Regions from separate parts of the Homo sapiens genome. Here all the other regions are linked to region 3. Evidence: read pairs that join two places in POLR2A ChIA-PET (ENCODE). Cell type or tissue: Panc1. All regions are shown on one strand. Each heading gives the region's core, and the rest is flanking DNA. Links, peaks and the distances in the headings are about the cores only.

The links. ChIA-PET counts read pairs that join two places held together with the same protein. Peaks named below come from ENCODE experiments on the same cell type or tissue, not always from the same donor. Only the 100,000 strongest peaks of a DNase experiment are listed, where the experiment ranks them.
Region 1: POLR2A ChIA-PET joins it to region 3 with 5 read pairs; 4 of 35 experiments call an interaction of 5 or more read pairs at or near these places.
Region 2: POLR2A ChIA-PET joins it to region 3 with 6 read pairs; 10 of 35 experiments call an interaction of 5 or more read pairs at or near these places.

Annotation. Positions count from the first base shown.
Region 1 is chr14:103,219,449-103,226,422 of GRCh38, forward strand. No RefSeq gene overlaps it. Among named protein-coding and RNA genes, the nearest start is that of LINC00605, 34 kb to the left of the region's middle. In Panc1, for the core only: no CTCF peak of the experiment used is centred there; no DNase peak of the experiment used is centred there.
Region 2 is chr14:103,326,103-103,333,076 of GRCh38, forward strand. It overlaps EIF5-DT (EIF5 divergent transcript), which reads right to left. Exons shown (of 1, transcript NR_158216.2): 1 at 5,570-6,974. Among named protein-coding and RNA genes, the nearest start is that of EIF5, 4.6 kb to the right of the region's middle. In Panc1, for the core only: no CTCF peak of the experiment used is centred there; no DNase peak of the experiment used is centred there.
Region 3 is chr14:103,133,899-103,140,872 of GRCh38, forward strand. TNFAIP2 (TNF alpha induced protein 2) reads left to right here. Exons shown (of 12, transcript NM_006291.4): 12 at 1,321-3,541. The coding sequence ends at 1,462. It also overlaps the pseudogene NDUFB4P11. Among named protein-coding and RNA genes, the nearest start is that of TNFAIP2, 14 kb to the left of the region's middle. RefSeq lists enhancers at 1,414-1,915, 6,419-6,468, 6,499-6,548. In Panc1, for the core only: no CTCF peak of the experiment used is centred there; DNase peaks (open chromatin) are centred at 3,032 and 3,267; H3K27ac peaks cover 2,500 bases.

The DNA.
Region 1 (6,974 bases), core at 2,260-4,759, 86 kb after region 3:
CTACAGGTGTGCACCAGCAGGAGCTGATTGTGTGTGTGTGTGTGTGTGTGTGTGTGTGTGTGTGTGTGTGTGTGTGTGTAGAGGTAGGGTCTCACTATGTTCTCCAGGCTGGTCTCAAACTCCTGGGTTCAAACAATCCTCCCTCCTTGGCTTCCCCAAGTGCTGGGATTACAGGCCTGAGCCACTTCACCCAACTACAGTATCCAGTGTCTAAGTTTGTTCTTAAATGAGCTATGTGCTGGAGGGAAAAAGAGGAGCTTTGTCTACTCTAAACCAGATCGTAGAGGTCTTTTGTTTGTCGCCCTTGGGGTTTTTCACCAAGATGCCCTGGGCCTTTGGGATGAGCCGGATGGGCCTTTCCCGGACAGGCGGAGGAAGAAAGTTCAAGGTGAGCAGTGGGAGAAACTGCAGGCCCCCTGCTCCCAGGGGAAGGGGAGGTGGCCTTCAGGGGAGAGTCCATATGGGCGCCCAGAAACTGGAAACTGCGTCCCTGAAGGCTGCAAGCCCTCTGGACAGACAGGGTCACCCCCGAGTGAAGAGGGGCTTTGAAGACACATGGAAAAGGTGGTGAGTGGGGACTGAGTTGAAACCCAGGCCCTAAGTGGAAGAGCCTGCAGTTCCTAGGGTGCCTTCCTTCTTCCAGTCAATTCATCAATCAATCCACACCAAGTCAGTGCCTACCCCAGGGCAGACACTTGCGAGGCCCGAGGTCAGGAGGCCACAGGAGCCCCTTCCCCAACCTGAAGCCCTGGAGATGGCCTGGCTGGAGGGGACGACGGCCCGCAGCGGGGACCCGACTCACTTCTTCGTCCCCACCTGCCCTGGGGTCCGAAGGGAGCCGCGTGGGAAGCGGGGACGGGGAGCGTGTGGAGGGACCCCCGCGCTCCCGGGCCGACCCTCTGCGGCCTCTGCTCTGCGCAGTCCGTCCTCTTCTCCCGACCTGGCGTGCGTCTCCTGTTCCCCGGCCCCCCATCCCATGGGACCGTCCTTCCTAACGGCACTTCACCCCGCCCGGCCCACGAGGTGGTCCCGGGCCGGTGACAAGATCTGGACGTGGCGACTCCGGGAAGGGGCGACCGGGCGCGGAGAGCCCCTGGGACCCAGGCCTCAGGGACGCATCGGGGTCGGAGCTGGGCCCGGGGGCGGGGCTGGGGTGGGGAGGCTGAGGTTCCTTCGCCCCTTCCCTCCCCTCGCCCCCCGCAGCCTCGCGGCGCGTTTCCTGCCCCGCCCGCCAGGAGGGAGTGGCCCCCGCCAAGTCCCGCGCGTCTCTGCCAAGACCCCGTGCGGGTCCGTGCCGGTCGCGCTATCCAGGCGCCCGCCCAGGCTTGGGGAGCTCTGCGCGCGGGAGCCGGCGACTCCTCGGGGCACCAGGGCGTGGCGAGGGCGTCGGCCTCGGCGGGGAGGCCTTGGCTGGGCCGTCGGGGTGGCGCCGTGCCCTGGAGGTCGTGGCTGGAAGCGAGGCCGCGGGGGTCCAGGAGCGCTCATCGGGGCGCCAGATGCAGCCTGCGGGACGTCCAGTGCCCGCGCAGGGGCCGGGCGAGGCCGTGGCCTCCAGGCAACGCGCAGCCGCGTTGGCGCGAGTTTTAAATCGGTGCCTTCCCAGCTTTGCAAGTTCTTATCAATCGTTACATGCAAGAGGTAGTTTTTAAAAAATGGTTCCCCAGCTTTATTGCGGTGTAATTGATGGATATAAATTGTATTTATTAAGGGTGTACAGCTGGACGATGGGATGGAGCACACAGGGTGGAGGGGTTACCACAGTCCTGTTTCCGTCGTGGTTTTACTTAAATTCAGCGTTACCTATGTGGTGTCCCTGGACACTCCCAGCAGCGAGAGTCCTGGTGGATGGCATCTCTTTCCCTTCTAACCATGGCCGGGGCCCTGGGTGACGTCCCTTCTAACCATGGCCGGGGCCCTGGGTGACGTCCCTTCTAACTAGGTCCGGGGCCCTGGGTGATGTCCCTTCTAACTAGGTCCGGGGCCCTGGGTGATGTCCCTTCTGACCACGGACGGGGGCCTGGGTGATGTCTCTTCTAACCATGGCCAGGGGCCTGGGCGATGTCCCTTTGGGCTTCGTTTGCATTTCCCTGCTGACTGAAGACGGCTTTTGTGCAGGTCCTATTTTTTTCTGTCTTTCCGTGTGGAAATTGTGAAGACCACCCAAATGAGGACCACGGGCCTCTTAATTCAGGGCCTGTGGAGCAGCGGCCTGGGCCCCTCCCTTGGGTGTGGCAGAGGCCAGCAGGCGGGCAGGTGGGAGGGCTTTAGAAGGGAAACCGGGAGGCTCAGGCAGGCTCCGATAGAGGTGGGGGGCTGGGTGAGGGGCCTCCCAGGTGCTGTGCTTGGGGAACTTGGTCTGCTTTCCTGGTTTGTGTAATTTGGTCCCACCGAGGCAGGCCACAGACTGGGGGGGTGTCATCCTTGCCCAAGCCCTGACCACCCCGCAGTAGCAGCTGGAAGGGTGTGCTGGGAGACTCCGGTCTCCAGCTCTGGCTGTTGTCCCTTTCTAGACTCAGCCTCTCCTTTGTGTCTCTAGAGGCGGGAATTTTTGCTATTTTTCCATGTGTTTCATTGAGCCACAGTCACCTGTTTTGACATTGTCCCTGAATGTGACCAGCAGAGCCTTGGAGTGAATTCTGGCTCCCTCTAACCTGCCCTCCTGAGTCTCCGGGCACCGCCCCGGCTTCTGGGCAACGCAGCAGCCCCAGCTCCTTTGTGACTTTCCCCCAAGACCGTGCAGCGGGAAGGGTCTTCGGAAACCAGCCACTGCAGGCGGCTGTGCTTGGCATACCCGAGGGCTTGAGGCTTCTAGGCCATGCAGTGGACAGAGTTGGAAAGTACAGACTTGTTTTGGTATGTCAGTGTTAGGTTTTCATTAGGAATGGCATTATAAACTTTTTTTTTAATATGTAGAGGCAGGCCAGGTGCAGTGGCTCAGGCCTGTAACTTCAGCACATTGGGAGCCTGAGGCAGGAGGATAGATTGAGCCCAGGAGTCTGAGACCAGCCTGAGCAACATAGAGAGACCCCGTCTCTGCAAAAAATAAACTTAGCCCAGTGTGGTGATGCATGCCTGTAGTCCCAGCTACTTGGGAGGCTGAGGTGGGGCAGGAGGGATGTGGGGGAATCCCTTGAGCCTAGGAGGTTGAGTGTCAAGGCCACAGTGAGTTGTGACCACTGCACTTCAGCCTGGGCCACAGGAGGAGTCCCTGTGTCCAAAAGAAAAAGAAAAGAAAAGAAAAGAAAAGAAATGGGGTTCTTGCTATGTTACCCAGGCTGGGCTGGAGGAATCCTCCCACCTCGGACTCCCAAAGTGCTGGGACTATAGGTGTGATCCTCGCCTGACCGAAATCTAACATTTTTACTTCTTTCATAGTTCTATTACCTTATTTGCTGACAACTTCGAGTCGTAGTATTTTTGTCTATCTTATATCCCTGAGTTTCAGATTTGTGTCAAAATTATTAAATCAACTCTGAAATGACCTTTATAATTTGCAGTTCTTTGTGCCTTGGAATATATCTAAGAATGGTTAGAACAGCAAATGTTATAGACAGGTAAATAGAACAACAGAAGAGGGTAGATAGAAGATGCCACCACTGGTCCCGTTATTTCCCACAGTATTAGAGCTCCTTGCAAAAACTGTGGTGTAGGGATTGAAGCGGGAGGGAAAAAAAATCCCATTTTTTTGGAAGATAATCTTACAGACCGAAAAAACAAAACCCACCGGACAAACCTTTAGAGAGAACAGTTCATCTTTTTCCTTTACTAGGCTGAGCAGCAGCTTGCCCCTGCCAATCTAGAAACTTCCATCCTTCAAGAATGGGAAATCTCAGGCTGGGCCCGGTGGCTCATGCCTGTAATCCAAACACTTTGGGAGGCCGAGGTGGGTGGATTGCCTGAGCTCAGGAGTTTAAGACCAGTCGGGGCAACATGGTGAAACCCCGTCTCTACTAAAAATACAAAAAAAAAAAAATTAGCCTAGCTTGGTGGTGCATGCCTGTAATCCCAGCTACTTGGAAGCCTGAGGCATGAGAATCGCTTGAACCCGGGAGGTGGAGGGAGACTTCAGTGAGCTGAGATCACGCCACTGCATTCCAGCCTGGGTGGCAGAGCGAGACTCTGCCTCAAAAAAAAAAAATTAGCTGGGCGTGGTGGCACATGCCTGTAATCCCAGCTACTCGGGAGGCTAAGGCAGGAGAATTGCTTGAACTCGGGAGGCGGAAGTTGCAGGAAGGAAGTGCAATGAGACGAGATTATGCCATTGCACTCCAGCCTGGGCAACAAGAGCGAAACTCTATCTCAAAAAAAAAAAAAAGAAGAAGAAAAGAAAAGAAATCTCTCCAGATGCATTTGTTCCTAGTAGTCTGCATCCATTTCCTTCAGGAGACAAGGTGGTTGATTGAAACACAGAGGACTCCGTGCCCTCAGAGCTGAACCCGGGAATGGCACCACGCTCGGAGCGGTGATCTGGGCACCTGTGCTCCAGCCCGTAGCAGTGATGAGCAACAGAGGAGGGACCAGTTGCCCACCCAGGATCCACCTCCACCTGCAGTGCTTGCACCCAAACCACAGGGGCCCCCGCTGTCTGGGATGCCCCCACCCTCCAGGCTGCGGCTCCAGACTGCAGAGGAGAGCCCGGCCAGGCTCCCGGGAGAACCTCGGGCCGCATCTCCACACAGGACACAAAGTCTTTGTCCCTCCATCCTCAGAGCAAGGGGGACAGCTGGTTTACTCTCCACGAGCTTAGTTAGGAGTTAAGCAGATTTCATGAAGGCACCGTGATAATATTACCAATGCTCATGGCTTGGGGTAATTGTGTCAAGGCCAATTTAACAGTATTTGCCGCAGAATCATCCTTAACTTTCAGGCTGTGAATTGGCTGTTGATCTACATAACAATCTGAGAACTTGGTGAGGTGTTTTGGGATTCTGATGGGCCTGTCGGAACACAGAACCATTTTTGAAATATTTTATTTTATCCAGTTTCTACAAGTAGAACTTTTAAACCATGGATTTAAGATTAAGAAGAGGCTGACTGCAAGCTCATAACAAATAGAACATCGAGGCTGGGCAGGGTGGCTCACATCCATAATCCCAGCACTTTGGGAGGCAGAGGCGGGAAGATTCCTCGAGTCCAGGAGTTCGAGAGCAGCCTGGGCAACATGGCGAAACCCCAGCTCTACCAAAAAAAAAAAAAGGAAAAATTAGCCAGGCGTGGTGGAGCTGCAGTGGGAGGATCACTTGAGCCCAGGAGGCAGAAGATACAGGGAGCCAAGATGGCACCACTGCACTCCAGCCCTGGGGACAGAGTAAGACCCTGTCTCCAAAACAAAAAACAAAAGAACCAAAACAAACAAAACACCCACAGAGGATCCTCCCGCCCCCCAAGCCCAAATAGAACATTGAAGTCAGCGTGAGGTCTCTGCGTTTGGTCTGCTTAGTGGCTTAGTCTGATGAGGCTGTTCTTAGTTCTGTCGTTCAGAACTATGTCTGGGCTAAGAATCCAGGAAGGCGTGGCTTGGTCCACTGCGTCCCTTCGTGGTGATGGGGGCAGAAGACCTGGGCAGCCTGTGTCCCGAGCCCACTCCCCACATCTCAGTGGCTGAGGACAGAGTCCTTGGAGGGTCCTTGCGTATTTCCTGTTGAAAGATTCCACTTCCGATCTGTAGCTTGAAGTGCAGGTCCTCAAGGTAAGCTCGAGGGAAAAGCAGAAACCACCTGTTGATGATGGGCACCCGAGTCATGAGTTACAGTCAGAGCCCCCAACGTTGGCAGGGACGAGGACGGGCCTGGAGACACAGCGTCAGCCTCAGCGCTTCCTCAGCGACGCCCCTGGGAGGGGACGCTGGAAGAACTGGCAGGTCACTAGATTCTCCCACAGAGCTGGTTTCATCATCACCAGGTGATAGGCACGTTAAACCCAGAACTGTTAACTGTTAACTAACTATAACTGTTAAATAATACCAGGCTTGTCTCTGAACAGCAGCGAGAGTGCACTTCCTCTGAGGGGCACACGAGAGTGAGACCCGCACATCCTGTGTTGCTTGACCGTCGGGACTGACCAGGGACAGAGGACACTTAACTGGCCAAATTCCCTCCTTGCCATCAGCCACGGGGCAGTTCCCCAAAGCGCTAAAGCCTGGAGAACGCAAAGCACATCCAGTTACTTAAAAGCAGCCTTTGTTTCCTACAATGAGAGAATAAATCCTTGATGTAGTCCAGTGGCCACCCGGGAGTTCCCAGAAAGACACTGGCCTCGAAGAACTGTTTCTGTCTGTTTGCCTTGAATATGGGACAGACAAGATCAGAGCAGCGATGACGAGAGAATCGCGCACAACACTTAGAGTCTGGGGCCGAGGAATGGCTCTGTTTACTCTTAACTATAAATAAATACACACACAAGTACGCACTTGGCTTTTTCAAAGTAAGACTTAAAAGGACTCAAGAATGTAACAAAGGACAAATATCTTCCCTGTTTTCTAAGAAACCAGCTTCAAGATCTGTCATAGTAACGGATATAAAAGATAAAACTCGCTTTTTATTTTCTCCCAGTGGGCTTGGTAGCTCATACCTGTAATCTGAGCACTTTGGGAGGCCAAGGCAGTGGATCATTTGAGGCCAGGAGTTCAAGACCATCCTGGCCAACATGGCAAAACCCCATCTGTACTAAAAATACAAAAATTAGCTGGGCGTGGTGGCAGGCGCCTGTAGCCTCAGCTACTTGGGAGGCTGAGGCAGGAAAATCATTAGAACCAGGGAGACAGAAGTTGCAGTGAGCCGAGATCCTGTCACTGCACTCCAGCCTGGGTGACAGGGTGAGACTCTGTCCCAAAACAAAACAAAACAACACTAGCTTTGTGTTTTCTGTCGAAGAAAATATTTTGCTCTGAGGGATTCATGAGCCTGAGACATCTCAAACCCATCCACACTGAGCAGCCTGTGTGATGTTAATTAACACTGTTTTTTTTGCTCTTG
Region 2 (6,974 bases), core at 1,851-4,350, 190 kb after region 3:
GTTAATTTTTCTGTTTTTAGTAGAGATGGGGTTTCACCATGTTGGCCAGGCTGGTCTCAAACTCCTAAAGTGATCTGCCTGCCTCGGGCTCCCAAAGTGCTGAGATTACAGACATGAGCCACCGTGCCCAGCCAAAAACTAAAACTGAATTTCTGTTGTTTTAAGCCACACAGTTTCTGTTGCTTTGTTAACAATAGCCCTGGGAAACAATGTCTTAGCTGTTTAAATCCTCTAGGGCTGGCAGATAGAGGGCATGTGGTACATATCCATTGAATGAATGAATAAATGAGTAAAGATAAACACAGAGGTAAGGCAAGCAATGGGGAATAAATGATGGGGCAGATGTGGGTGCACACACACACCTGGAGGGGGAGAGCCCACACACACACCTGGAGGGGGACAGAGCACATGCACACCTGGAGGGGGACAGAGCCCACACACATACCTGGAGGGGGACAGAGCACATGCACACCTGGAGGGGGAGAGCCCAAACACACACCTGGAGGGGGACAGAGCACAGACACACCTGGAGGGGAATAGTGCATACCCACACCTGGAGGGGGGACACAGCACATGCACACCTGGAGGGGGACAGTGCCCACACACACCTGGAGGGGGACAGAGCCTACATACACACCTGGAGGGGGACAGAGCACACGCACACCTGGAGGGGAACACTGCACACCCATACCTGGAGGGAGACAGAGCCCACGCACACCTGGAGGGGGAGAGTACATGCACACCTGGAGGGGGACAGAGCCCATGCACACCTGGAGGGGGAGAGTACATGCACACCTGGAGGGGGACAGAGCCCAAGCACACCTGGAGGGGATACAGCCCACGCACACCTGGAGGGGGACAGAGCACACGTACACCTGGAGGGGGAGAGCACAAGCACACCTGGAGGGGGAGAGCACACGCGCACCTGGAGGGGAACACAGCACACGCACACCTGGAGGGGGACAGAGCACACGTACACCTGGAGGGGAGAGCACACGCACACCTGGAGGGGGAGAGCACACACACACCTGGAGGGGGACAGTGCACACGTACACCTGGAGGGGGAGAACACACGCACACCTGGAAGGGGAGAGCACACACACACACATGGATAGGGAGTCACTCGTTCTTTTCTATGAGCATTCAGTCCCCAACTTTGGGTCTAAAAGGTCAGCTGAAACTTGGCTCCTGGAAAATCTATCATGTCGGTATGTCCCAGAGTACAAGGGCTTCCGACTGTCCAAGGAACCAGAAATCTGAATTTTTAGGTGAAATCTTCCATGTTTTTCTTTTCTTTTTTTGAGACGGAGTCTCACACTGGCGCCCAGGCTATAGTGCAATGGCACGATCTTGGCTCACTGCAAGCTCAGCCTCCCGGATTCAAGCGATTCTCCTGCCTCAGCCTCCCGAGTAGCTGGGATTACAGGCACCCGCCACCACGCCCGGCTAATTTTTTGTATTTTTAGTAGAGATGGCGTTTCACCGTGTTAGCCAGGAAGGTCTCAATCTCCTGACCTCCACCCACCTTAGCCTCCCAAAGTGCTGCAATTACAGGTGTGAGCCACAATGCCCGGCCTAAAATCTTTCATATTTTTCAATGCTGTCTTACAAAAGAAGTCCCCACTCTGGGGTCCATTTGCATCTCCAGTGTCTGGCGCCCCCCGGGCAGGATATGCAGTGGCTAATGAAAATCTGTAGCATAAAGGAAAACGCATCCTCACAGGTCTGAAGACAGCACACCTGAGTGGATCTTCTGGGATAGTGTTAGCTATCAGGGTTATGACTTGGATCCTGCCTCCCCTCATGTGAAACTTTCAAAAGCACTGGAGTAAAGGAAATCCAGCTGAGGGAAGAGAGGCAAATCCCTGGGACCCAGATGCACCACACAGGACTATTAGTCCCTAGTCAGGGGGAAGAGCTCTGAAGCTGGGAATCAGGACACCTGACCCCCCAACTGGAGGCAAATCATCTCTCTGAGTCTCGGCTTCCTCGTCCATAAAATGAAGGAATAAAATGTATACTTGCCACCTCCCAAGGTGTGAGGAGGACAGTGAGAGAGCATGGGTGACGAGGCTTTGTCAGCACGGCAAGGCCATTGGCACCTTCCTAATTCTAACAGCCATGATCAGTCTAATGCCACTCCCATCACGTCGCCATTAGACCCGGGGACCACTTCTCCAACACACCCATTGGGGCAGAGATTTTGTTCTTCTTATCCACAGACTATCTAAATTAGGGCAGCTCGAATATCTCAAAAGAAAGCTGCTGAGACTATGCTGACGGGAAGAAGGGTATTTGGGTTCCAACATCATGGGCGTCCCCCAGTTTTAAGGCACAGGACAGTCCTGGGATCAGCAGCTCCTGCAACCCCTGAGAATTTGTCACTGGGGTGCTGTGTGTGTCTTCAATGTGACCAAGACAACACCAATCCAATATTGTAGGGCCTGCTCTGATCCATCCACATTTCTCTGTCATCTGCTACACGTAGGACGCTGCGCAGGCAGAATCAATGCCATTTTGTGTTTTTTTCTTTTTCCAGGAATGGGACAATGCAGGATGGCTGCTGGGTGGGATCACAGCTCCACACTTCGGAGGAGGAAGACTTTGTGTCAGTCTCCAGTGATCCCTCACCTGGACCCCTATCTTTCCTCAAACACCTCTGCTTCCTGCCTCTGTCCCTTTTGGAACTAAAGGCCTGTTCCTCAGCCAAAGTCCAGAATCCTTTCTTCTCAAGCATGAGTCCCCTGCCCTCCAGTTGCTTGGCCCAGTAAGGAAGTCAGAGAAGGAAACAGGCAACTGCAATCAAGTGACATGAATGCCAGTGGTGTGGCGTAGGTGCAGCCTAGCCATGGGATGGGCAGGTCACGAAGGCAGGGAGACATGCTGTTCAGAGCATCAGAGATTTCACGAAGGGCAAGCTTCAGTGGGGTGTCCAGCAAGCAGATATTTGCCTCTACTTGTTTACATGTGACCTCCTGGGCAGGGTCTGTGATGTAGGCGGGCCTGCACCCTCACTGCCTAGCACAGAATTATGTATTGATAGGGATGCACTAGATTACCATGGTTTAGGACACCAGCCCTCACGTCAGCCGATGCCTCTGTACTCACCAGATAACCTTCAGTTCCCTTCCAGCAGCTTCAAATGTCTGCTCTATGAACACCCCTGTGACTGGCTGGTGCTAGAAGAAAAATTATGCATATACCCTGTAGCTTGTCCTGAAGTAGGGGGGACAAGAACTTCAGTTAACAGTGTGCAGCTTTAAAAGTTGAGAGGTTGGGCACGGTGGCTCACACCTGTAATCCCAGCACTTTGGGAGGCCGAGATGGGCGGATCACCTGAGGCTGGGAGTTCGAGACCAGCATGACCAACATGGAGAAACCCCGTCTCTTACTAAAAATACAAAACTAGCCGGGCATGGTAGCAGGTGCCTGTAATCCCAGCTACTGAGGAGGCTGAGGCAGGCGAATCACTTGAACCCAGGAGGCAGAGGTTGCAAGAGCTGAGATCGTGCCATTGCATTCCAGCCTGGCAACGGAGCGAGACTCCATCTCAAAAAAAAAAGAAAAAAAAAAAGTTGAGAGGTGGGTGTCACAGAGGAGGACCACTGCCCCTCACAGTGTACAATATCTGAGTCCATTTGAGAGCTCACAGCTCAGAAACACAAGGCTCTCAGTCCATGCAGAGTTGATCTTGGTGGGGGGTGGGAGGGAGGGGACACTCATTCACATTCAACAGAGTCACAGCCAATGTGTAAACAACCAGAAGGCCAGTTTACCAATCTACCTTTCCAGCAGCTATTCCTGTCATCAGGGCATGCACTGAGGTGTGCAATTCATGCACTCATTCAGCAAGGTTTTGACAAGCACCAAGTGTCCATTAGTGCACGGACTGTGAGCACCTGACTGGGGAAAATAATGCAGCCAAATGAGGTGGAGATCCAGAAACGGGAAGTGGAATTGTGCAATGAGCTTGGCGTCACACAAGCTGGAGTTCAAACGCTGTCCATCATTTATTAGGGAGGCGACTTTGGGGAAAATTGCTTAACCTTCCTGAGTCTCTTTCCTCACCTGTAAAATGGGTATAACAACATCTCCTTACATGATTATTAAAGAATGGGATTACATATGTAAAATGCCTAGTTTTGTTTGTTTTTGTATTTATCTGGAGAGGCCATGCCACATAATTTTTAAGGGAACAGGCTTTGGGATCAGACAGAGCTGTCTTTAAATCCTAGCTCTGCCACTTACTAGGTACATGATTTGGGTAAGTTGCTTAATTTTTTTCCACTAAGCCTTGGTTCGCTCATTTGTAAAATGGAAATACGAATTCCTCATAGGGCCTGGGAAATAAGATAATGTATTCCAAGAACTTAGAAAACTCCTAGGATATGATAAGCATTTAACAAATGGTATGATTAAGAGTAATTTTTAGGTGCCAATATCCAGAATAAACAAGGAACTCAAACAACTCAGTGACAAAAAATAAATAAATCTGATTTTTAAATAGACAAACGATCTCAATAGATATTTCTCCAAGAAAGACATACAAGTGGCCAACACATGTATGAAAAAATGCTCAATGTCACTAATCAACAGGGAAACGCAAATCAAAACCACAAAGACAAAAAATAGCAAATGCTGGCAAGGGTGCAGAGAAAAGGGAACTCTGATGCACTGTGGGTGGGAAGGTAAATTAGTACAGCCATTAGGGAAAACAGCATGGAGGTTTCTCAAAAAACTAAAAATAGATCTTCCATATGATCCAGCAATCCCACTACTAGGTATTTATCCAAAGGAAATCAAATCAATATTATCAAAGAGATATCTGCACCCCCATGTTTATTGCAGCGCCAGTCACAATAGCAAAAGATATGGAATCAACTTAAGCGTCCACCAACAAATGAATGGACAGGCTGGTTGCAGTGGCTCATGCCTGTAATCCCAGCACTTCAGGATGCCGAGGTGGGAGGACTGCTTGAGGCCAGGAGTTCGAGACCAGCCTAGGCAACATAGTGAGCCCCCCCCCCACCCCTCCCGCGCCATCTTATTATTTAAAAAAAAAAAAAAAGGATAAAGAAAATGTGTTATAGGCTGGGCGTGGTGGCTCACGCCTGTACTCCCAGGACTTTGGGAGGCCAAGGCAGGTGGATCACACAGGAGTTCAAGACAGACCAGCCTGTCCAATACAGTGAAACCCTGTCTCTACTAAAAAAAAAAAAAAAAAATTAGCCGGGCTTGATGGCACGCACCTGTTGTCCCAGCCACTTGGGAGGCTGAGGCAGGAGAATCGCCTGAACCTGGGAGCCGGAGGTTGCAGTGAACTGAGATCAGACCACTTGCACTCCAGCCTGGGTGATACAGTGAGACTCCGTCTCAAAAAAAAAAAGTTTTACATATACTGGAACACTATTCAGTCATAAAAAAATAATGAAATCCTTTTATCTGAAGCAACATGGCTGAGACTGGAGGACAGTATCATATTAAGTGAAATAAGTCAGGCACAGAAAGATAAATACCACATATTCTCATTCATATGTGGGAGCTAAAAAAAAATTCGAGTTCATGGAAGTAGAGACTTGAATTGTGGTTTATTAGAAGCTGGGAAGGCTAGTGGGAGGAGAGGAGAGGGAGAGGTTGATACAAAATTGCAGCTCAATAAGTTCTAGTGCTCTGTAGTATTTCAAGGTAAATATACTTAACAACAATCTATTGTATATTTTCAAAAAGCTAGAAGAGAGAATTCTGAATGTTCCCAACACAAAGAAATGATAAACATCTGAGGTGATGGATATGCTGATTACTGTGCTTTGATCATTACACGTTGTATACATGTACTGAAATATCACTTTGTATCCCACAAATGTGTTATTATGTATTAACTAAAAATAAAAGGGAGAAAAAGAACACAAAAGTATTTTTTTAAGTTGTCCATGGTTGCATACAAATGAGTGGTACACATATTAAAAAGCAGTTAAAATTATTACAAACTTCAACGAAATTAAAAATTGTGCCACTAAACATACAAAAAAGCTAATTACTTCGTGTTTCATTAAAACTTTTCTGAAAAGGCAGGCCTCTCACCTCAGACTAGTTTCATGCCTATACTTTCCAACAGAGTTTCTAAAATAACATCATTTTTGTGCTGCCAAGCAAAAAGTCAGATCTGTTTCAATACTGCTAAGTCATGCTCCACAGTGAAACAGCAGCAGCATGTCTGGGATCCCCTTTTCTAGTTTGTCTGATGGGAACCCTGGTACTCACAAGGCACTGTGCACTTGGCTTAACAACTATACACCAAGGTACACACTGCGGGATTATAAAAGTCCCTGCCCTAAAGGACACAAATCACCTCTCAATTCTGGATTGTGCCTTTATTTCTTCCTACCAACACTGCCAATTTTTAAGTTGTTTATAAAGCTTTTAGTTATGGAAGCACGATCTTGGATTTTGATATAAAAATCAACATAGCTGCCAATTCTAACCTCAGTGCAAATGCAACTGGTCCAAAACAAAGGGCAGCCCCTTATCTACCTCATCCTGTCCTCAGCAACATTTCTCTTTTCCAGATCGGGAAACCTGCACGGCCGCTCAGGACTTCTCGATGACTGCACCTTAGAGACCAGAGTGCAGGTTAGCGGGGCTCTCGCTCCATCAGTCAAGTGAGGTCTTCAAACTTCAGGGTGAACTATGGATGTGTTTTTAAGACTCAAGTTTTCACAAAAAAAATCCAAGTTTCAGAAAGAATGGGAGAGTTTCAACAGAACTAAAATATGAGAGCCTCTCTCTAAATAATAAAAATTTTCTTTTTTTTTTTTTTTGGAGACAGTCTCGCTCTGTTGTCCAGGCTGGAGTGCAGTGGTGTGATCTCGGCTCACTGTAACCTGTGCCTCCCGGGTTCAAGGATTCTCCTGCCTCAGCCTCCCGAGTAGCTGGGATTACAAGCGAGCCACCACGCCCAGCTAATTTTTTGTATT
Region 3 (6,974 bases), core at 1,747-4,246:
CGTGCCAGTCACTGTGTGAACCTCACCAGGGGCTCATTCTTGTGGCCTTCACCACAGCACTACGAGGACAATACTTCCCATTCCCGTTTCACAGAGGAGGCCTGGAGAGCTCACAGGATGTGTCCAAGGTGACACGGCTAGTTAGTGTCTGGCTGCATGGCCCACACTCTTAGCTTTACCTGACACTGCCTCTCACAGGGGAGACTGAGACCAGAGAGGCCAGCTTCACCCAGCCTGGGGGGCCTCTGCGGCCTAGGCCTATGCTCTGGGACCAGGGCTCATATTCGGGAGTGGAGGCTTAGCCCTTGGCTGCCTGAAGTTCTGGTGGGCCAGGGACATTGTTTCTTCCTGGGCTGGGTCCTCTGACATGTTAGGGTAAGTTTGAATGGGTCTTGACAGGGTTGACCCCAGCTTCGCCAAGTCCAGTCCCTGTCTGATCCATTCCACCCATTCATTCATTCACCCACCATACAAGCACCCATCTGCTCATCCACCCATTCCTTCACCCATCTGGCTATCCGTCTATCTTCTCACCCACTCATCACCTGTCTACCCATCCACCCACCCACCCACCCACCCGTCTATCCATCCATCTATTCATCCACCTACCCATGTAAGCACCCATCCACCCATCTACTCATCCATCCACCCCTCCACCCATTTAGCTATCCATCCACTCAACCACTCACCCACCCACCCATCCACCCATGCATCTACTCACTCATCCATGCTCCCATCCCTCCACCCATCTAGCTCTCATCCATCTGCTCACCCACCCACCATCCATCTACCTATGCCACCAACAATTATGGAGAAGTCTGCTAGGTGTCAGCCTCTGTTCTAGTTACCAGGATGCAATGAAGTACAAGGGAAGCCAGGTCTCAGTCCTCCCTTAAGTAGCTCATTCTGTTGAGGGCCAGCAATACTAATGACATAATCAGGCAAAGAAACAGACAATTACAAGTTGTAAATAGGGTTTAACCAAGGTTGTGAATGATAGGAGGTGCCGACTTTAGAGACAAGAAAGCCTTTTGGGGGTGGACATCTTAGCGGAGACCTAAGGGGTGGGAAGAGGCGGTCATCTCAGGGCCTGGGAAGAACATTGCAGGGGAACAGCCGGTGCGGAGGCCTGAAGCAGGCTGGGGCATGGCTGCTCTTGGGACCATCAGGTGGAGGGCATGGGTGAGGGAGAGTGAAGTGCAGCCCCCTCGTGGGCCGGGCGTTGGCTGTCGGGCCCTGTGGCACTGGCCGGGAGTGCAGGGAGCTGGTGAGTAGGGGTGTGGGTGACAGGCTGGGCTGACAGGATGCTCTCTTTGCCAGCAAAGGCCACCTGAGCGCTATCCTGGCCATCAAGGGGAACCTATCCAACAGTGAGGTCAAGCGCATCCGGAGCATCTTGGACGTCAGCATGGGGGCGCAGGAGCCCTCCCGGCCCCTATTTTCCCTTATAAAGGTTGGTTAGCTTTTCCTGTGGCCTGACCTGCCTGTGAGTGCCCAGCAAGCCTTGGGCACACCCCGCTGGGAGCTGTTAAGAGCAGCGCTGGTTCTCGGTTCCTCCCGGGTCTCCTGTGCTCTGATGCTACTTCTGCCTAGCCCTGGCGGAGGTGCAGGCCCTGTCAGCTGGAACTGGACAGACCTTGGTTTGTTTACATGTCCGATGGGGGCAGGAGCTCCCATCCTGGGCAGCCAACCAGGCAACACCAAGGACTCTTTGTAAACGATAGCTGATCGTGTGCACGCAAGGAAAGAACCAGGAGGGAGAGTGCAGCCAGGCTCAGGGATCCCCGGACACCTCTGTCCAGAGCCCCTCCACAGTCGGCCTCATGACTGTCCTCCTCGTGGGTGGGGCCGAGGGCCCTCTTCAGCTCTCTGGAGACAGGGGCCGAGCCTCACCCATCTGCCCTCTGCAGCCCAGGGCCGCCGTGAGCGGGATTCAGCAATGGTGGAATGGAAGACAGAACTGGAAGAGAAAGAAGGAAAAGATGAGCTCTCGTCTGGCAGGGGCTTTTAGGGTCCTGTGGCGAGCTGTGAGCACCGCCAGCATTAGACGTCACATCCAGGTGGCCCCACGGCCCCTACAGGCTGGCCCTGCAATGGGGCCCTGAGCCCTCCCTCTTCATCCCCCAAGGCCTCAACTAGAGGGTGGTCCCCCGAGGGCTTGGTGTCTACTACCGAAGGGCCCAAGACCTCCTGGGTCCTCTCAGGCTCCCCCTTCCCCAAGGCAGGGACAGGCCCTGGGGGTGCCACCGTGGGCCCTGCCACCCAGAAGTCTGGCTGAGGTCTGGGCAGGGGCAGGGCAAGCTTGACCTCTCACTGTTGACCCTTTGGCCTCTGTATTTGTTTCCTATTGCCGTGACAGGTTTCCACAAACTTCGTGGATCAAAACGAGGTCTTCCAGTTCTGCGGGTCAGAAGGCTGACCCGGGGCTCAAATCTGGGTGTCGGCAGTCCTGCACTCCTTCTGGAGGCTCTAGGGGAGAATTCATTTCTGGCCTTTTCATTTTTAGAGGCTGACCGTAATTCTTGACTTCAGGCTCCTCCATCTTCAGAGCCAGCTGTGGGTAGTTGAATCTTTTTCCCGTCACCTCATTGAGGCCTCCCCTCTCCTGCCTCCCTCCACCACTTTTTTTTTTTTTTTTTTGAGACAGGGTCTTGCTGTGTTGCCCAGGCTGGAGTGCAGTGGCCTGGTCATGGCATCAAGGCTCACTGCAGCCTGGACCTCCTGGTTCAAGTGATCCTCTTGTCTCAGTCCCCTGAGACAATCCCCCACGCCCAGCTACATATTTTTTGTGGATACAGGGTCTCATTCTGTTGCCTAGGCTTGTCTGGAACTCCTGGGCTCAAGGGATCTTGTAGCCTTAGCCTCCTAAAGTGCTGGGATTATAGGCATGAGTCACTGTACCCGGCCTGCTCTACCGCTTTTAAGGACGCTTATGATCACATTGCGCCTACCCAGAGAACCCAGGTCGTCTTTCTATTTTCAGGTCAGCTGATTAGCCACCTTAGTTCCATCTGCAACTTTAGTTCCCACTGGCTGTGTAACCTAACATAGTCACAGGCTCTGGGGACTGTCACGTGGACATCTTTGGGAGGCCGTTATTCTGCCCACCGCACCCTCCGTTCATCCCCTGCCCTGCCGGGCACCTCGCTCTACCCCAGGAAAATGTGAGCTCGTTTTCCTGCTCGGCATGTGCTCCCCCTAAGGCTCTGCTCCTCCCTGGGCCTGAAAGTTCCTTCTCAGCCTGAGAGGGGGCCCTTCGGACTCAGGCATGACTCAGCCCGGCTGATGCCTCTGCAGTGCTGAGTCAGGATTTGGGGCCGGCTCTCTTGGGTCCGTCCCCTTTTCCCAGGTACTGCCTTACAAAGCTGTGGCCAGGAAGTGGCCGGTATAAAGGATGCCCAAGGTCTTTGTACGTGTGTAGGAGTTAGCGTGTTTGATATTGTTAATATAATAATAATTATTTTTTAGAGTACTGCTTTTGTATGTATGTTGAACAGGATCCAGGTTTTTATAGCTTGATATAAAACAGAATTCAAAAGTGGCTGTGGAGTGATTTATTTTGGGAGCTGCACAATGATGGGGGGCCCAGCCAGGCAGCCTTAGCAGCTTTCTGAGCCTCTAGGGGTCCGGGCAAACCTACCTAGGTTCTGTGTCAATCCCCAGCCTGTCCCAGCCCCCAGAGCACCTCATGTGGTCCAGGCAGGAGATGGCCCACCATCCCCTCACTGTGAGCAGGAGCTTTGGAAGTGTCTGCCTGTAGGGCATGGACAGTCACTTCACCCTTCCGTGCCTCAGTTTCCTCATCTGTAAAAAGGGGACTGTGACCCTTTGGGGCTTCCTCCACCGTCCTTTACTGAGGAAGAGGGTGGGGTGGACACGGGGCAGCCATTTCAACCGCATGCACGGGACACAGAGTGGGAACTGACTCTTACCATGCTGGCATTGACCTGAAAGCTACAGCTGTGGACACAGGAGGTCTGGTTTGTATTCAGAGACGGGCTCAGCTGCCACGGAAGGGTGGGCCTCTCCGCAGCCAATCTGGCCTGGAATTTGGGAAGGAGCAGAGTCCCTGGAAGGGAAGAAGGGTACCTTGATGAACGTTGCACAGAGGCCGGGGAGGGCCCCAAGGGGAGCCGTGTGCACCTGAAGAGGGGTGTGGGCTTCAGCAGGGCCTGGGACAGCCCGGAGCTGGGGGTGGGGGAGGGCAGGCCCTTTCTCCTGAGTTCCATTCTTGGGGCCAAAGCGGATGGCATGAGGCCACCGTGCAGTGAGAGAAAGGAGGGAGACGAGGGCCAGGGGCAGTGCGGCTTGGCACGGAGACCCTCTGCCCGGCTCCTGGACCCGCCGGTCCATGTGGCTGCGAGGTCCTGGCCTGGTTGAGCCACGTGGGGAGCGTGGGCCTTGGGCGGGCGAGTTCCCGTTCCTCTCCTCGGAGCACAGGGTCAGGGGGAAGTGGGGGCAGCGCGACTCTCCCCTGCATGGCCCCCTGACCCTGGGCAAACGTGGGGAGAGATGGCGCCTGAGCCCCGATGGAAGCTGTCAGTGGGCCCTGGCACACATTCTCCCACGGGGGCGGACTTAGGTCCCAAAGTGACCCCCAGCCTCGCGGCGGCCAGGGCGGGCCGAGTCGTCGGAGCGCGGCGGGACCTGGGGCCAGGTGGACCCCCCTCCCCGGGCTGCGTCCACCCCTGGCAGAGGGGCGGGCTCCGGGCGCGAGGCCCCAGGCGAGGAGGAAGAGGGTGCGGGCGGCGCCTTGGAGGTTCCTGCTGTTCCTGCTTTTCGGGGCGGGGGCCTTCCGGGTCACTGTCCCGCCAGCTGTTGGATCTGCACCAGTAACTTCTCCAGGAAAATCCCCCGGAGAGGAGGATCTGCCCGGCGGAGGGGAGCGAGTCCCCCAGCGCGGGGACAGGGCGGGCGGAGCGGGGCCTGGGCCAGGCCTGGTGCCTTTGTGCAAGGACGGGCCCCGGGCTGCCCAGGCTCCTGTGAGCAGGGGTGGAGCGGGGAGGCCGCAGCCCCCGCGGAACACCGGGCGCCCCCGGCCTCCAGCAGTGGGAAGCAGCCCGGGGGCTGACGCTCCCTGCAGGAGCCAGGAGCAAGCAAACAAGCAGCTTGAGTGCAGGCGCGGGGACGGGCCGGGGGTGCCTGCGGGTGAAAGGGCGGCTCAAAGGGACAGTCGCTGGAGGCCCGGTCTTGAGGAGGTGCCTGGAGCAGACCCGGGCTGGGCGCTGCGGGGGAGGGAGGAGGTTGCGGAGGCCGGCGGGCGGGAACGGGGAGGAATTCCAGGTTTCAGGCAAAGAAAGACGGCAGGACTGGGGAAAAGGGATCCTGGACAGGAGACTCCGCAGGAGGAAGGAGGGGGCCGGTAAGTGGGCTCCTTCCAGCTGGGGAGCGGGGCTGGAAGGGGCTGGAGACGCGAGTTTCAACTCATGGGATTTATGGCTTGGAAAGACCCCTCTGCCCTTCGGGGGCGCTGGGGTCCCCAGGGGAGAGATGAGGGCGGCAGCGAGGGCCCCCTCGTGCAGTGAGATGGAGCGAGCTCTCGGTGGGCTGAGGGAAAGAGCAGCCCAGGGGCTTCTAAGAGACCGGGAGGGAACCAGGCTGCTTCCAGGGACAGGGAGGGCCTGGGAGGGGAGAAAGGGCTGAGGAAGCGCTTGGTCAAGTTCAGGGGGAGAGGTCCCTCCGCACTCGCAGTTGTGCCCTGTGTCACCACGATGTTGTTCCCAAAGTATTCTTCTGGTGTTTTTTTTATTTTTATTTTTTCCTTCTTTTCACAGGTGTTGACCCAAAGTATTTTCTCTCATGCCTGGCCACTCTGCCCTGGACCCTCAACCCAGCCGAATATGACACATCTCCAGAAACCCAGCAGGCGCAAGCCGCAGGGTTGGCCTTAAAATCCTGCTTAAACAGGAGACCCTGGAGGCCTGCTTCAGTGCCACCAGCCTAACCGCCAGGGCTCATCAAAGACGCTGCCCAGATGCATTGAACGTAAGCAAGATCAGCAAAGGTTTATCTCAACTTCAGACTCACTCCCAGAAACTCACTCTTGGGAGCTCTCTGTGGAATTGGGCCCCCCTTCTTCTGGTATTATGTTTTCAAAACTGACAGGGATATGAAAGAAAAACTTATCCAGGAAAGAAAATTGGGTTGAACATTTAACATCTCATTTAAGTCTTGCAATAATGGCTATATGTATTTTTGCTAAATAAATCTTCTATTAATCTTTTTTTTTTTTAAAGTTTGAGATGTCTGCAGAATGGGCATGTGGTTCATTAGAGTGACCAATACCCCGGTGAGTGACAACACTTTGTGTGCGAGGCTGCCGGCCGCCAGGCCCTCTCTCTCGCTCACTGCTTTGGGGGCATCATTTTGCACAGCCCCTGTGGAGGGTGATTTGGGCTTCCGGGTCAGGCTGACAAATGCAGGAACCTGTGAGGCAGCCATTCTCCTTCCAGGAATGTACCTTATCCATGCTCTACCAGCTATGCAAAGCAACTTGAGTGCCAGACTAGTCACTTCAGTTACAGTAGCAACATACTGGAAACTCCCTAAATGCCCATCGGCAGACACCAGGGAAATCACTGCAGTGCACCCAAACAATGGAGTACTATGTGGCGGTGAAAAAGAATGAGGAAGTTCTCTCTGTTCTCATGTTGACATTCAGGACACATAACGTTAAGTGGAAAAAAGCACAGTGCAGAGCAGAGTTTGTGGTGTGTGTGTGTGTGTCTGAGAGAGAGAGAGAGAGAGAGAGAGAGAGGTGAACAGGGTTGGATGGGGACAGAAGTTAGGAAGGAGGTATTTGGCCGTATAGCTTGTAAATTTTCATTATGAGGCATGTGAATGTGTTATATTATTAGCATTTTATAACTGAACATTTAACTGAGAAAATGAAAGTGGTGTTGCTGGAGATGGGAGGAGAGAGGAGGAAAATACTTTAGTGTCTCAGGGGTAGGCTCAACCAGCCATGTCCAGCG